Linked DNA regions of Homo sapiens: region 2 is linked to region 1. A link is a loop called in an ENCODE intact Hi-C map of the cell type or tissue named here. Cell type or tissue: CD4-positive, alpha-beta T cell. All regions are shown on one strand.

What was found. Peaks named below come from ENCODE experiments on the same cell type or tissue, not always from the same donor. Only the 100,000 strongest peaks of a DNase experiment are listed, where the experiment ranks them.
Region 2: it touches region 1 in a loop (2.9-fold over the local background); 11 of 110 quality-filtered maps call a loop at or near these places.

The regions. Positions count from the first base shown.
Region 1 is chr5:159,103,655-159,111,654 of GRCh38, forward strand. All of the region lies in intron 1 of LINC02202 (long intergenic non-protein coding RNA 2202), which reads left to right. LOC107986467 (a long non-coding RNA gene) reads left to right here and starts at 1,365. Exons shown (of 2, transcript XR_001742942.1): 1 at 1,365-1,442; 2 at 3,213-3,785. RefSeq lists an enhancer at 378-1,283. In CD4-positive, alpha-beta T cell, CTCF peaks have their summits at 3,337 (motif pointing left) and 3,536; DNase peaks (open chromatin) are centred at 2,757 and 3,327; H3K4me3 peaks cover 903 bases; H3K27me3 peaks cover 4,425 bases.
Region 2 is chr5:157,758,035-157,766,034 of GRCh38, forward strand. It overlaps LSM11 (LSM11, U7 small nuclear RNA associated), which reads left to right. Exons shown (of 4, transcript NM_173491.4): 4 at 1-2,675. Among named protein-coding and RNA genes, the nearest start is that of LSM11, 18 kb to the left of the region's middle. RefSeq lists a silencer at 4,050-4,099. In CD4-positive, alpha-beta T cell, CTCF peaks have their summits at 4,136 (motif pointing right) and 4,339; a DNase peak (open chromatin) is centred at 4,137.

The DNA.
Region 1 (8,000 bases):
GAGGAAAAAAGACTTTTGCATGGGGAAAAAATACAGCAGAATGAGTTTACACCTGGAAAGAAAAACTAGAGAGGTTTGGGGTTTCCCCTGGAGCCTAGTTTCCCTGATGAGCTCCTCAAAATTTCTGCAGCTGTGGGAGTTCAGGATACACAGCCCCTCAGATGCTCCCAGCGGTAGGCAGGGCTGTCCAGCTCTCGGGATCTCTTGACCTGGGCCTGGAGGAAGCCCAGGGCAGTGTGCAAGCACTCCCTACCCACCCACTCCCACCCTGACCTTCTGCTCCTTGGCTATCCCAACCCTCTTGAGGCACAGGGAAATCAATTCCCCTTTCTGAAAGGCAACATCTACCAGTAATTTCTGGGGACTCCAGTAGAAACATACCGGTCTCCCCAAAGAGAAGAGACTAGATAAATACAGCCAAACTAAGACCCGTGGAAAGGTCCCAGCGGAAGAGGGAATCGTCTCTGTTCGTCCGCCCCCAGGAGGCCAGACTTGGGACCTGTCACTTGGAAAATTCTCTTGATCTCCATTCCCCTTGTGAGGGCGGGCCCACAGAAGGGCAAACCGTCCCGGGACGTGCCCCCTTCCCTCGCCACCTGCCAGGGACAGCTTCGAACGAGGCGGGAGGACAGATGCCTACTTCAGTGTTGGGAAGGGAAAGGGGAAAAGAAAGATGCAAGGACCTAAGCCAAGGCGCAAAGTCCCTCAGATTGCGGCCGCTCCAGAGGAGTCGACCAGCAGCCTGGAGTCGGGGTTGAGGTGGAGAGGAGCAGGGGCCACGGCGTTGCCCGGTGGACGAGAATAGGAGTGGGTGGCGGCCCGGGGACCTGGGAAAGCCGGGACCTGCGCGAAGGCTCGGCTCTGCGGGGCCCCTGAACTGCACCCGGAAGATGGCGCGAGTGGCCGAACACCGTGACACACCGCCAGCCCTCAAAACCGTGGCTCTTTTCCTCGGTGATCTCCATGCGCAGTCCTCGGGGAACGCGTGGGAGTAGCAGGCCAGGGGTCCACTGGAAATCCAGAATCTGATTTCTGTTTCCGATTCCCTACGCTCCAGAGAAGGCCTCCTCTGCTGGCCCAGTATGACCGACACTTCCCGGCTCTGGGAGCGCACCTCCACCTCCCACCCCCCATGGTACATACAGGGAAACTGAGGCCTAGAGAAGGACAAAGACACCCACAGACGGCTAGGAGATAGAGACCAAGCAAACAACACCGCGGGGCTCCGTCCCAGGTTGGGAGCGCTTAGTCTGATACGGCCAGAAGCCTGGGGCAAGGGGTTCCTACAGGTCTTTCTGGGGCGAGCCTGCCAACTCTCTTGGGTTTCCCCCCGGGCGGCCCCAGATAATAATAGATCCCATTTGTTGATGGCTTTACGGGCAGGAACTCACTGAATATCCGCCACAGACCACGGCAGATAAGACCACTCCGGCGTTTTACAGGTGAGCAAACAGAGACCCTGTGAGCGAAGTTGAAAAACTTGTCCACGGCCAACAGCTAATAAAGTCGCCAAGCCAGAATATCGCTAAAGCCTGTCCCCTTAAATATAGAGCCAAACCGTCCACCCAGCTGTGGCGCGAATCTCTTGTCCCCCAACTCTCAAGTGTCCTTTGGCTCTGGAGCTCCTGGGCCCGGGTTCCGCATCCGGGAGGAGAAAGGAGCGAGCGCGCACGGTGCCTCCCGAGGGCAGGGAGCAGAGGAGAGGAAAGGGGAAGACTATGAAACGTCCTAACTAATGCGCGTACTGAATGCGCATTCACGTGGTCAGTTACCGATGTGCTTCTCTCTCTCCTGGCCCGCAGGGACAGAGCGCGCCAGGGACGTGCCAGCCCCGGCCCCGGCTCTGCCACATTTACTATGTGACCTCCTGTCAGTCATTCTCTCTCCCAGTCCTAGATGAGATCTTAGAGCTCACGCAAGCTTGCCTGTTGGAACAGACTAAGTATCTGACTTTGCGGGGATGTTCCTGATGCCCATCGAAGGACAGAAATCTGGACACTTGCGGATGTGCTTTAATGGGGGAGATGCTGATTCTGCCCTGGCGTGACCATAGATAGCTAGAAGCTGAAGTCATTCTGAGTCGGGAGAATACAGTTGGGGGCACTGCCGGAAAGGATCTTTAAGTCCGAGGATGCCCTAGGGCGTGATCATATCCCACCCGGTGGCCCTTGCCCACAGTCCCCTAGTCCACGAGATTGGAATCCGATCTGGGAAGGTCCCTGCTCCCTTGGTAGAAGGAGGCTCTGGGATGGGAGAAGGGAGCTTCTTAGCGATTTGAAAATTAGCATCCCTTCAGTAGCGCAAACCTTATGGAAGAAACCTTGGCCTTAAAACATTCTCAGAGGGGAGACTGGGAGGAACAGGCCTGTTTATTCAGGGGAAAGTTGGAGAAGGGAGGGCGAGTTTAGCAGAAAAGCTCGAGATGCCTGGATAACAAAAAGTTTGCGCTCATACTTCCTTCGAGGGACAATTTGCTGAATATTTACACACCTTTGCGTGCTGCGAGGTCTTTGTTGGCTACTGGGATGCGAGATGTGTATGATGTGAATGTGCAAATATGTTTGCATGTGCGAAAAGTGGCTGCACATTTGTGGGCCAGTGCAGTAAGTGTGTGTTTGTGCCGGTGACAGAGAGCACTTGGCTGAATGTGTGCGTGGGTGCGTAAGGCATTGGTGCACACGGGCGTGAGTGCGCATGTGTATAGTGTGTGCACGTGTCATGTGTAGTGTCTAAGTGAGTGGGCTGTGCATTTGCAAAAGTCCGTGTGTATTGTGCAAGAGCATCGTAAACGTGTGTGAGCCTGAACTCACACGTGGTTTTGTGTGCACGTGTGCGTATGAAATTCAGCAAAAAAAAAAAAAAAAAATCCAAAAAAATCTAGGTCTAGGCAGGGTGCGGACCGAGGGCCCAAGGGCAGGCGTGCAGACCGCTACGACTTTGGCTTTAGGGAGACGCCTTCGGGGCGCAGGGCCCGCCCGAAGACGCGGGTTAGCATACAGCTCAGCTCCAGGCAGGCGATGCGGGTTCCCAATGCGGGCCTACAGATTACGCGGACTGAGCTGGGAACGGTCCCTGCTGGACAGTTCCGTGCTCTTAATCCTTCCTCGCCTACGGTCTCTGATTATTGATGCTTGCCGTGTGTCCTAAAAGGGACCGCTTCCGGTTTATTTGCTTATGTATTTATTATCTTTATCAACGTTATTTTTTGGCAGCTGCCGTGAAGATGCCAAACCCACCAAGACTGCGCTGCCCCACCTCTCCGAGGCTGTCCTGGGAGTGCGGGTGACCCGCGAGCTCCAGAATCTTTCCTTAAGGTGGAGCCACAGCGCCACCTCGCGATCCTCCAGCTTCCCTCCCTCATGGCCACGGAAGGCTGGCCCTTTCTGGTCCAAGCCCCCAGGGTCCCACACTTACTGGTTTTCCATGCACTTTCATTATTTCCCTTTCTCTCTCTTCAATGTTCCCTTATCCTGAGTATTGAGGTCCCCAAACGCGCCTTTCTACCCCACGTTTGGACATAGCCGGAATGTCTACCTCCTTCTCCATCCGGTGAAGCACTGCTCCCCCTAAAATCACCAGCTCAAAAGTCACCTCTATGAAACCTTTTTAGACTTTTCCAACGCAGTCATTCGTGCCTTTCCCTGGTTTCCCTACTGCTCGCATCACATTGGACAGGAAATGCTATTTAAACGTTTTTCTCCTCTCCCTAATCAGGGAGCTCCTCTGAGAGGAGCCATGGCTGTCCTTGCTTATTCAACAATAAAACCTAGTATATATCAAGTGCATACTATGGAGCGTTTAATGCACTGTACTGTGCAAAAACATATTGTCTTATTTCATTTTCCCAGCAAAATCATGAGGAAAGCACGAATATTGTTTCCCATTTTGCAGATGAAGAAACTGAGGTTAGAGAAAATAAGTACCCATCCAAGGTAGCATTGCAGAGCCTCATCCAAGTCAGCCTGTCGGATGCCAGAGCCAACTTTTCTTAACCTCTGACTTGCAGACTTATTCAGCTGTATATCCGTGGGCTTTGTGATAGGAAAAGACACAGAATGAGTACTTGTGTGTTTATGAATAAATGTATCTTTTAAATTATTTCTTCTCCTAGAGAGTTGGGTGTGGGAAGGCACTGCAATTATCAGATACTTTGATTGAAATGTCACCACAATTATTTATCTCTAAAGAGTATTCCTCTGCTAAGTAGCTAGGAGACCTTGGTCAAGTCACTTCATCCTCAGTTTCCTAAGTTCTAAAAGTAGGTTTTCTGTGGAGGATTAAATGAGAAAAAAAAATGTGAATTACATGATATATAGCATTCTAGTCATTGCTCAGTAATTATAATAACTCGAAACTACTGAAACACACACAAAAAAAACAAAACACAAAATTGACTTACCCTAGTCACACAGAATTCCCTGTACCTCTGTATGAAATCATCTTACTGTTATATCTTCATTTTCATCTTAGACATGAATTATATAATAAATATTTTTAGTTTATGGTGGTTAGGGTGTTAATGTTAACCCTGCTCTGTTACAAATATTTAAGGGGTAGTGGGAGAGATATAATCAAACAGTAAACCAGCAAACTTTGCCTCTTGTAATTTCCTCCTGCTTTGTAGATCTTTACCAAGAAAGATTTAAAGAAAGGCTATAAAAGTACTTATTGGCCAGGCACGGTGTCTCACTCCTGTAATCCCAGCACTTTGGGAGTCCGAGGCAGGTGGATAACCTGAGGTCAGGAGTTCGAGACCAGCCTGGCCAATATGGTGAAACCCTGTCTCTACTAAAAATACAAAAAATTAGCCGGGCTTGGTGACGGGTGCCTGCAATCCTAGCTACTTGGGAGGCTGAGGCAGGAGAATCGCTTGAACCCAGGAGGCAGAGGTTGCAGTGAGCCAAGATCGCACCATTGCACTCCACCTGGGCAACAAGAACAAAACTCTGCCTCAAAAAAAAAGAAAAAAGAAAAAGAAAAAGATGCTTATTATTCTGGAAAGTACAAAACTCTATTTTTTAATTTAGGGGAGATTCTGAGCTAGTTTAAGTGTTTCCCTACTTGAAAACATCATTGCTACCAATACATTAAAAGTTTAAAAATATGTGTCTAAGCAAATGATTGTATCCAAATAAAAGAAAACTCAAATAAAATAATGTATTACTACTAATATATTAAAAGTTTAAAAATACATGTCTAAGCAAATGATTGTATCCAAATAAAATAAACAAATGAAGGTTGTCTGAACATATTCTAGACCTTAAGACATTTCCCAAAAAGGTTAAGTTTTAAAGATTTAACATCTCTTTCTAGAGTGACCCATTAAACAAACATTCCTATTGTCAATTAGGTGAAAATGAACTTTTTCCCCTGTTACGGCTATAACTTTCCTACTGTCCAATTATTTTGGAAAGACTGTTGACTAGTATTGTCATGTCATAAACACATGATTTCTCCTCTGAGAAATGAGGCTAATAAAATCCACAAAAGGTATAAACGTGCCTCCACATTTTGCTGGCCCACAGTCCATTTCTAGAAACTTCACTCCAGCCCCAGTTTAATTTACTTTATTGTACTTGCTTCCCATTCTATGCAATTCTCTTGTATAGAGATGAAGAAATGGATTCAGGAAACTCTATAATGTGTTAAGATATTTTATTGTACAGCTGATGGATATTTGGGAATTTGATTCATATTGATGGTGTGAGACACTGGCGTTTTGACAAAGTTGGGGTGTGTTCTGTTTTCCTTTTTTATTCCTATTATGGTGGCCATTAGAGATGTTCACCAAAATTTTGGGTTTTCTTCTTCCAGGTGCATAGAAGGATGGAAGTATTCTGACCCTTCTGCATTTAGCTGTGATCTTGTGATTTGCCCTGGCAAATAATGAATTAGCAGAAGTGACATGTGTCACTTACAGGGGCAGAAGCATGAAGAGCCATAGTGCAATTTACCAAATCCCCTTCCCGGTGGCACAGCTGTTGCTGCCCCCACCAGATGGAGTTTCCATCAGCATCCCACCCCTGGCACAGACGTGTGGAGTGGAGACATCTCCTACACCCATAGACATTTAGCAAGAATGAGAAATAATCCTTTGTTACTGTAAATCCCAGAGATTTTTCTGTACTGCAGTATAACCTAGCCTCTCTGGAAGAATACACTTAGAAAGGAAACTCATCTTTTCTTTTCTTTTGGGGGGCAATTTGAAAATTCTTCTCCTAGAGTGAAAAGTAGACTGCCATGTCTAATTAAATAAAATAATCAGAAAATGAAATCATTCAACTAGAAATCTGAATCTCATTTTCTTAGTCTATTCATACATTTCCCCAGGGTCAAAACATCTGGAACCCTCTGAAATAAGGAGAATAACTAAATTTTACAAATACTTAAAAGGAATCTCAAAATTATTGCTAGACCTCGACAAGAATATTCAGTGGGTCCTTAGTCCACTTGCAGATACATCATGAAGTGAGTTACATAGGTTGTGATTAGAAAATACTTTATTAGCAATTGGCCAGGCACAGTGGCTCACGCCTGTAATCCCAGCACTTTGGGAGGCTGAGGTGTGAGGATCATCTGAGGCCAGGAGTTTGAGACCAGCCTGGCCAACATGACGAAACCCTGTCCCTACTAAAAATACAAAAATTAGCTAGGCGTGGTGGCACACGCCTGTAGTCCCAGCTACTCAGGAGGCTGAGGCAGGAGAATCACTTGAACCCAGAAGGCGGAGGTTGCAGTGAGTCAAGATCATACCACTACACTCCAGCCTGGGTGACAGAGAGACCCATTTCAAAAAAAAAAAGAAAAAAGAAAAAAAGAAAAGGCTTTATTAGCAACTGTATGCAGACATAAAGTAACTTTTCTCTCTGCCTCATGTTCAATTCTATATCAGATTGGCAAAAAGGAAAAATATTTGACTAATCAACTTGAATTTAATAACGTGATCTAGGGCAAGTCATTTAAATTTTCCAGACCTTCTTGTCCTCATGTGGTGTGATGGACTCAATGTTTCTGCCTTGCCCCGCTCCTCTGCCCTGCCAAATTCATATATTGAAACCCAAATGCACAATGTGATGGTATTACTTCCCACAGATAACTAGGAGGTAATTAGGTTAAGATGAGCCATGAGGGTGGGATTAGTGTCCTTAAAAGAAGAGGTAGAGACTAAAGCTAGCAAGCACTCTCCATCTGTCTCTCTCCCTCTCTGTCTCTCCCTGTCATACGAGGACACAACAAGAAGGTAGCTTTCTGCAAGGCAGGAAGAGAACCCTCACCAGAACCTCATCATGTTGGCATCCTGATCTCACACTTCCCAACTTCCAGAATGGTGAGAAATAAATGTTAGTTGCTTAAGCCACCTAGTTTGTGGTATTTTGTTATAGCTGTCTGAGCTGACTAAGACAACTAGAAAATAAGAGTAGACAACATGAACTTCAGGGTACCACTCAGTTCTACTAAGCTAGAATTTTGAGGTATCTGGGTGATAGCAGTTTCAGAGTTGATGCTACAGTATAAAAATCTTCCTGTGTCTCCATCCCCAACACTATTTTGTGAATCTTTTTTCATTTTTTTATACTGATCTCAACTTAAAACAACTGCTTCTTAGGCAAAATAATACTTCTTTCCTTAAGCCTCAAATCTTTTAAACGTGGGAATCTGCTAGAAAAGTGTGCTGTATAGATTTGGGGCCATGTAAAATGCTTTGTCATTTTCTAGCCAAGAGGAGAAATTTGCTTCTATATTGAAGAGCTATTCTCTATAGGTTTCATTATCTGATAACCTAAAGAGTTTTTCTGTGGATTTTCAGGAAACTTTTGTGAGAAAATATTGACTGTGCGATGAGTGCTATAGGGTGAAATCATTACTGTCTATTCTTTATCCTTGGTGTGGCATGATTGACTGCCAAGAATAATATTGTTATAATAATTTCATTTGGATAATAATTTAAATTTGACAAAGAAGTTTCACATGAGTTACTGCCTTGACTTCTCGTAACACAC
Region 2 (8,000 bases), 1.3 Mb before region 1:
TAGTAAATTAGTAAATGTGCTGTTTTGTATAAAGCATGATAATTACTTTTTAACAGAAGTTCATTTTTAAAGATTACTCCCTTTTCTTTCTCTCTTTTTTTTGAGACAATTTCTCTCTTGTTGCCTAGGCAGTGCAGTGGCGCGATCTCAGCTCCCTGCAACTTCTGCCTCCCAGGTTCAAGCGATTCTCCTGCCTTAGCCTCCTGAGTAGCTGGGTCAGCCACCATGGCTGACTCATTTTTTGTATTTTTAGTAGAGAAGGGGTTTTACCGTGTTAGCCAGGCTGGTCTTGAACTCCTGACCTTGGGTGATCCACCTGCCTCAGCCTCCCAAAGTGCTGGGATTACAGGCGTGAGCTATCCCGCCCGGTCCCCTTTTCTTTATTATCGAAGATATTGTTTAAAAGAAAGAAAAAGTAGGTCCCAATAATATATGTGCTATTCAAAAAATGTGATCATTTAGGACATTATCACAAGTTGCTATGGAAATAACTGAAGACTTCCTCAGGAGAAGGAAAGAAAATGAGGAACATAATGATAGAGTCGGGGAACTCCCACTAGCTCACCTGAGGGGGGCTCGATGCAGCTGAAATACTGAATACTGAAATACTAGAAACCAACAAAACTGGTTTCTAGAATTCTCCAGGGATTTGGGCTTGGGAAACTTGGTAAGAATAGTTTTTATTTTTGAACATTCAACTTTGGTTCTTCAAAGTAATCTTTAAACATGGGAATATGTTTTCAAGACAATTTATAGGACATACTTATGTAGTTGGTGAGGTCTTCTCAAAAGTATCTACCTTTGTTAGATAATAACAAGTGATTAAGAAAGGGGAGATATGGTTTTATACTCATAACAATTTCCTGTGCCATTCTCTGTACACAGAGGTGATTCATTTACTCTCCCATTAGTAGAACTTGCACTTTGGGCTGTCTGTTCTAGTATTTGGGAAGTGTTTATGCTTCCTTCCAGGGACCATCTTATGATCAGAGGCAGGATGTCTGTGAGATGGTTAGCTAGAGTTAGCAGTGTCCGGGGAGAGTGGCTTTAGACCAGTCAGTACCTTGCTCTTTGTGCATGGTGCATGTCAAGTCAGGAAGCCAAGAAACCGTTGGCATTAAAATCTAGATGCATAGAGATCCTTGCTATGAGTTGTGGATAGGAGTGGCTCCATCTATCCTTGTGGTGAAAGAGTCCAGGAGCTCCTTTAGAGATTGTCAAGTCCTGAGCGATGAGCTGCCCTTAATCCTCAGAAGCCTTACAAAAATTGAGATGTACCATTTCTACCCTTTGAGAAAAAAGAAATAGAAACTTACTTGATGCAGAATGGATATTTATATTTCTGCTTGCACCATTTCCATAGCAGCTGACAAAGGCAAAATCATGAAATAGAATCATTTCTATAAATTGCTTCTTTAAGTTTTCTCTAAATTTTGCCTCTAGGAAAAAATTAAAACTATTCAATGACAGCTAGCTGTCACTGGTGCTACCCCAAAGCTTTCCAATCTTTTATGTATTTTTTGTGAATGAAACTGTTGCTGTAGGAAAGTCAAGGTTCATGTAAGAGTATCGTGGTGTAAATATAATGGTTTCACAGCTGTTTGAATTTTTCTTTTCCTGTGCCAGATATAGAATGCAGTCAACCCTTTTTCAGTAACTTATGTTCACCAGTCTGTGCTTTTCTTCTCCCAGAAGGCTTTTCTTAGTGGTTGTAAATGCAAGAATCCTGAGCCCTGTGTTGCAAAGGTGGGTGGTCTGTCAGCACTTTCTGGCAAATTGAGTTGATGGATTTAAGATAAGCCTTTGGGGTTCCTGTCAGTTTTCTGGGCCCTGAGGAAGGGTTGGGCCTCCTTTACTCTCAGTATTTTGAGTGTTTTTCAAATGTTTGTACGTTATCTTGCACTGCTCTAATAAAAATGAAAGCTCTCTGACAAGAAATAGTTCTGGATGGTTTGAAGATCTGCGGGGAAAAATAAGTGTGCACCTGAGACCTTCAGTTAGTCTTTTATTTATTTAGAATAAAAAATAGTTTGATAACCTACCAGAGTTAGTGCTTCTTTAAAAACACTCCTTGGAAAGATGGGGACTGTCCCTTAGGAAAGCCATAAAAGTGATTCCCAATACTTTGCAATTGCTTTTGATTTTTAGTCCTTTGGAACAAATGTGTGATGTTATGTCTGATGTTGTGTTTTTAGAGCTGTGAAAAGTCTGAAAAATTTCAAGGGGTATTATTTAAATGATGATTATCTGGCTGAATTATGTGTGAGCTAGAATCTAGGGTAGCTGTCCACTTCTTTTTCTGTTGTCCTGACAGTAAAGCAAATAGTAAGCCATGTCTTGAAAGTGATTTGCTTGTTTCATACTGACATCTAAAGACATCAGCCTTCTCTTTGGCAACCCTGGGGATACTCCTCTGCACCATAACTTATTAATGTTTTTTTAGACAAGGCTAAACCTGAATGACTCTACGTATCTATAGTTTCACTGCTCATATACCAGCTGCTACAAGAAAAACCATGACTTGTAAGTTTGTCTTTACTCCTAATTGCTAAATTAACTGAAACCCTTCCTGTCTAGGGAGAATTGCTGCTAGTAAGGTCAGTTTGCAATGTTCAGCTTTAGATATGTGTCGTAATGGGAGTCTGAAAACTGTAATAAACTGTATTCATATCCTGGCTGCTTTGTCTCTGTTGATTTAGGGGGGTGGGAGAGAGGAGGCAGGGGAGTCTGTTACCAAGTGAAGACACCTGTCTAGAAAGTTAGACCATCTCAAGCCTTCTGCATTTACATTATTGTAACCTTGTACCTTTTCTTTACCAAAGTCCACACATCTAAGTCACCACTCTTGCCGGGCGCAGTGGATCACGCCTATAATCGTGGCACTTTGGGAGTCCGAGGCGGGTGGATCACCTGAGATTGGGAGTTCGAGAACAGCCTGGCCAACATGGTGAAACCCTGTCTCTACTAAAAATACAAAAATTAGCCAGGTGTGGTGGCGGGCACCTGTAATCCCAGCTGCTCGGTAGGCCGAGGCAGGAGAATCACCTGAACCCGGGAGGCAGAGGCTGCAGTGAGCTGAGATCATGCCACTGCACCCCAGGTTGGGCCACAGAGCAACACTCAGTCTAAAAAAAGGAAACAAAAATAGCTGGGCATGGTGGCAGGCACCTGTAGTCCCAGCTACTCGGGAGGCTGAGGCAGGAGAATCACTTGAACCCAGGAGGCGAAGGTTGCAGTGAGCTGAGATTGCACCACTGCACTCCAGCCTGGGCGATAGAGCGAGGCTCCATCTCAAAAAATAAAAATAAGTAAAATAAAAATAAAACACCACTCTTGAGGTGGCTTTTTTCTTCCAAGTTTACTTGAAGTTCATGCTTAGGAAAGGAACTTGGCCCACATTCTGAATTATCTCCTCTAAGCTGCAAGCAGTGGTAATTGCCCTGTGAATTTATTCTACCTAATAGCTCACTGGCACTAGTCCATTCTGTTCATGATCTGCTGAAATCACCATTCATTCTGCTCCCTCTGAGTGTTTTACCACATTTGGCAAATCAATCTTCACATTCTTCCAAAAATATTTAAATTTTCTACCAGCTTTCCACTGTGCATGTACAGGAAGTTTAGCTGTCCCAGATTTGCCACATTGATTACTTGGATCTCTTCTGTGTGCTTCCAGAACTGAATCACCTGGTAAGGTAGACAAGAAAAGTCACATTTATTCTTAGAGGGGGAAACCTGAAGTTAACTGTCAAGACCCAGTTTCTCACTTTAAAGGATCCATTAACTTGAGCCCAGCTGACACACACCAAGTTGCTAACTGCTGCAGTAGAAAGGGAGGCAAGACCCGTGTGCTGTATGTCTGGTCCTTGCCTGTTTGTTTTGAATCTCAGATACTTCTGATTAAATGAGAATGTCCTAATTAATCAAAGTAATGGCAAAAGAGTCAGCTAGCTTGACACTGTAAATGTACAGTGACAGTTAAATGTTGGCAGGGAGTGGAGGCCAGTGGAAAGAGACACATCGATCACTCTCCCTGTGCTTCCAAGATAGGAGTGGCAAGCAGAAAAAAATGCCAACCGTTCTCTCCTTGGTTATAGATGAAGAGTTTTTCAGTCTGCTCAGTTACCACTAGGTGGCAGTGGGTTAAAGAAAACTGCTTACCTAGAGGTCCCAGAAGGACCGGAGTCTCTAGTCTCCAGTCACTGCTACAATTTATCGTTAAATGCTCACCAGTCAGGACTGAGTTAATTAAGGAAAAACAAGCTATAATCAACCCAAGTGGCAATATAAACGTTTCTTTTCAATATTGAATTTACCTAATTCGAAGCTCGGGAAGCCTGACTGATGGCGTTCAGGTAGTGAATGTGCTTGGGGAAGAGTGGCAAAGCGGGATTTCTCAGTGTCTGCTGTTTAAGGGGTCTCTCACTACTCTTCCATCCTGAGACTCCATCTCAGAAACTGTCAACTCCATCCAGCCTCTTCCCACCTGCTGCCAAGGGATTGCCCTGGGAAGCCTCTCTTAAAGCCCTTGTTTCTTAGCAACTGTCTCACTTTGAAACAATTCAGTTCTACCCAATGTTGCCTGAAAGCCCATTTGTGAGAGAGGTTGCAGCTCTCTTATGATTCTATGGCCAGAATTGAGCCTCCACTCCAAGATCGTGAGCAAATATGCTCGAGCCAGAGGGAACTTTCTAATAAACAGAGGAAAACCTGTTTTAGGTTGAGATACTGGCGGGCAGAAGTGGGGGGTGGGCAGTGCTAGTCAGGCTCCTCGCACATCACACCAAGACCTTCAAAAAGCCTTTCCCTCCCTACCTCAAGCATAATTTTTCAGCAGCCTATTCCTGTGGTGTAGAGGAATAACAGTATGTGAGATAATAGTAGATACTGGTCTTCAAATGTTTAAAAATAAGGTTATAATAAAGAGCCATTTTGATCCTTGGCAACTTGCACCACATTTCACTTAGTCACGCTGTGTGAAGAGGCAGAAAACAGATCATGCAATAAGAGACACGGTCCGTTTATAACATTTCATCCCTGCATTAAGCATATTACATGCATTACCTTGTTCAGATACCACCATGAGAGGAAGACTCTATCCCCTTGATATATGTGAGGAAACTAAAGCTCAGAGAGGTTATGTAAGTTGCTAAAATCTCTCTACTAATAAATAGTGAATTGAGGGGTCTATCTAGGTCTCACTGACTCTTAAGTTTATTGCCAGCCAATTTCACCTTTAAAATATTAAGTTTCTCAGACATTAACCAGAAAAATTTGAGAGTAAGCTGAGCCATCTCCCTAAACTAATCAGAAATCAGAAAGCTGAATTAAAATGCAGCATGGCTGGGTGCGGTGGCTCACGCCTGTAATCCCAGCACTTTGAGAGGCCAAGGCAATCAGATCACAAAGTCAGGAGTTCAAGACCAGCCTGGCCAACATGGTGAAATCCTGTCTCTACTAAAAAAAATACCAAAAAAAAAAAAAAAAAAAAAAATGCCAGGTGTGGTGGTGCGTGCCTGTAATCCCAGCTACTCGGGAGGCTGAGGCAGGAGAATTGCTTGAACCTGGGAGGCAGAGGTTGCAGTGAGCCGAGATCATCCCACTGCACTCCAGCCTGGGTGACAGATCAAGACTCTGTCTCGGAAAATAAAATAAAATGCAGTGTGGTGGTTTACTACAAGTGTCTAGTCCCTTCTAATTCACGCTACTCTTTGGCTGGGAGTGGGCACATGCACCCAGGGCTTCCTGGCTTCTAGAGAGAACCAGGGTGGGGAGCACCCCCAGGGGCAGCAGGCCAGCTGTGGCCCTAGGAAGAGTGGCTGCCAAGTGAGTGCTAGGAGGCCTTTGCCCACTAGTTAGTTTGGTCCTGGAAGGGGTATTGATCCCATAATCTTGTTGAAAAGAAGATGGAGTGACTGGTGGTCTCCCCAGCTCTTCAGTATACATTGAGAAAGTTCACCATCCCTTTCCAATCTTCCCCAACACTTGGGAAGGATGCTTTGTCCCAGCCTTGACTAGAAAATCGTCTAATTAAAGAAACTCTTCTCATGGCTAAACTATGGAAGTGCCTAAGCTACAGAAAAAAAAAATTATTACTTGAAGGACTGTATCTTTCTCCTTAGAGCTAAAGGAGGCATTTGGCAAGCTGTCTGTCCAGCTTGTAAAATTGCCCTTCAACTTGTATTAATTTCCATAGGATGGCAATCCTGGGAGGATCCCCAGCTCCTTCTCTTATTACCTCAGGAAACTCCTGATCCCTAATATAGCGATAATGCCACCTGCTTCATAGGTTTGCTGGTGTCAAGTGCTCAGGCCATACAGCAATCCCCTAATATCATTTATGCTCGATGAACATGCTGTGCCATGCTCAACGGCTTTCTTAACTTCCCTGTGCTTCCATTCTGTGTCCTGAGACCAGACCCGGCAAACAGATGGACAGAGTTGGATGTTTTCCTCCTTTTTTCCCAGCACGCAGGTGTTTGAAAGATTGCTTCTAGGCTTCCTGAGTTCTCCATGCTTCCTCAATTGGCTCTCCCCGGGTTAAAACTTCAGAATGCTATCAGCTTCTCCACTGCTGGGAGAGCTGTGTGTTCCCCCAGGAATGACATTAGGCTCCACGGGACATTCATTAGTTGGGGTTACGAGGGGGCCACAGGGCACTGGAATGGTAATTTCCTACATGGGACCCCAGTGACCCAGAGTGAGCTAGCTCAGCTGGTCTGAGCATGTGGCTAATGAGGACAAGGTCATGGTTTCTCTCCTGTGTGGGCCAATTAGTGTCACGTGGAAGGCGCGCTCCTGGGGCATCAGGCAGCAGCAGCCTTACACATGTGGCACTGGTCACTAGGATGGCTCAGTGTAGCTATCATCACTATCACAAACCCAACACAAAGCCTACATCTTCTTATTACGTAGCCCATTGTGTCCAAAACTTGGTCATTGACAGAGCACCTTCATGATTTTTGCCTTATCCTAAGCAGACCAGTACATTTTTATTTATTCAAGATTGTTCAATAAATTCTATAAATTGACTCACTTTTAAAAAGTTACCAATTTAAACAGTGACTCACTTTTCAGAGTAACCAGTGCCACACATGTAAGGCTGCTGCCTCACTTACAAGGAAGCTGTACGTCACTACCACCAATGGAAAATTGGGAATCTTGCCCTACATGAAAGTCCACGTTAAAATAAATACGTAACTATTGACATTAAAATGTCTTTGTGCCATTTGCAAACAGTTTCTAGGCCACGGTGATCAATGCACTGCGTGTTAATAAATGTTGCATGTATATAATCTGCATATGTTACATAATATCCACACTGGCAATAAAACGGTACCATCCACAAAAACAATATTATAAAACACCTGCTTTAGTGGGAAGAGCTGGGATCAGTGACTGGGGAGTTTCACACTTGAAGCAATGAAATTATTATTCTTAAAGCAATTTCAATACCAAGAACCTTTCTACTAGCCATAGATGTGTACCTATAAAAACTAAACTCTGAACAAATCCAGGGTTTAATTTACCTCTAGCTTTTGCTCAACAGTCGTGACTTTTGTTCACACCCTCCACTGGCACTATCATTAACATGGTGCTTCTTACACGTCCTATCATTATCATCTGTTTTGTGATAAAGCACAAACATGCAAAGCAGATGTTGACTGCACAACACCTCTGTTCTCCTTCAGTCATAAGCCAGTTCACGCTCATCTCCCCTGGTCGGCCAGTTCCTTATGGAGATCAAGATATAACCAAGAGTGGCGTTGGTAATAAAAATGTATTCCCTAATTAACTGGGCATGTTACATCCAATCCCGTTATGAAAATGTGCCCTGGAAGATGAATAAACATGAAAACACAGACACGAGGTTGAGAGACAGCCTAGCCACTTCCATTATTTCAGATTTCCAATACATTAAAAAATGAAGACATGTCAGAGCAGAGTTGTAAAAGTTCTGGTATATTTTTAAAATCCAACTGGAACAATGGACAGCGTTC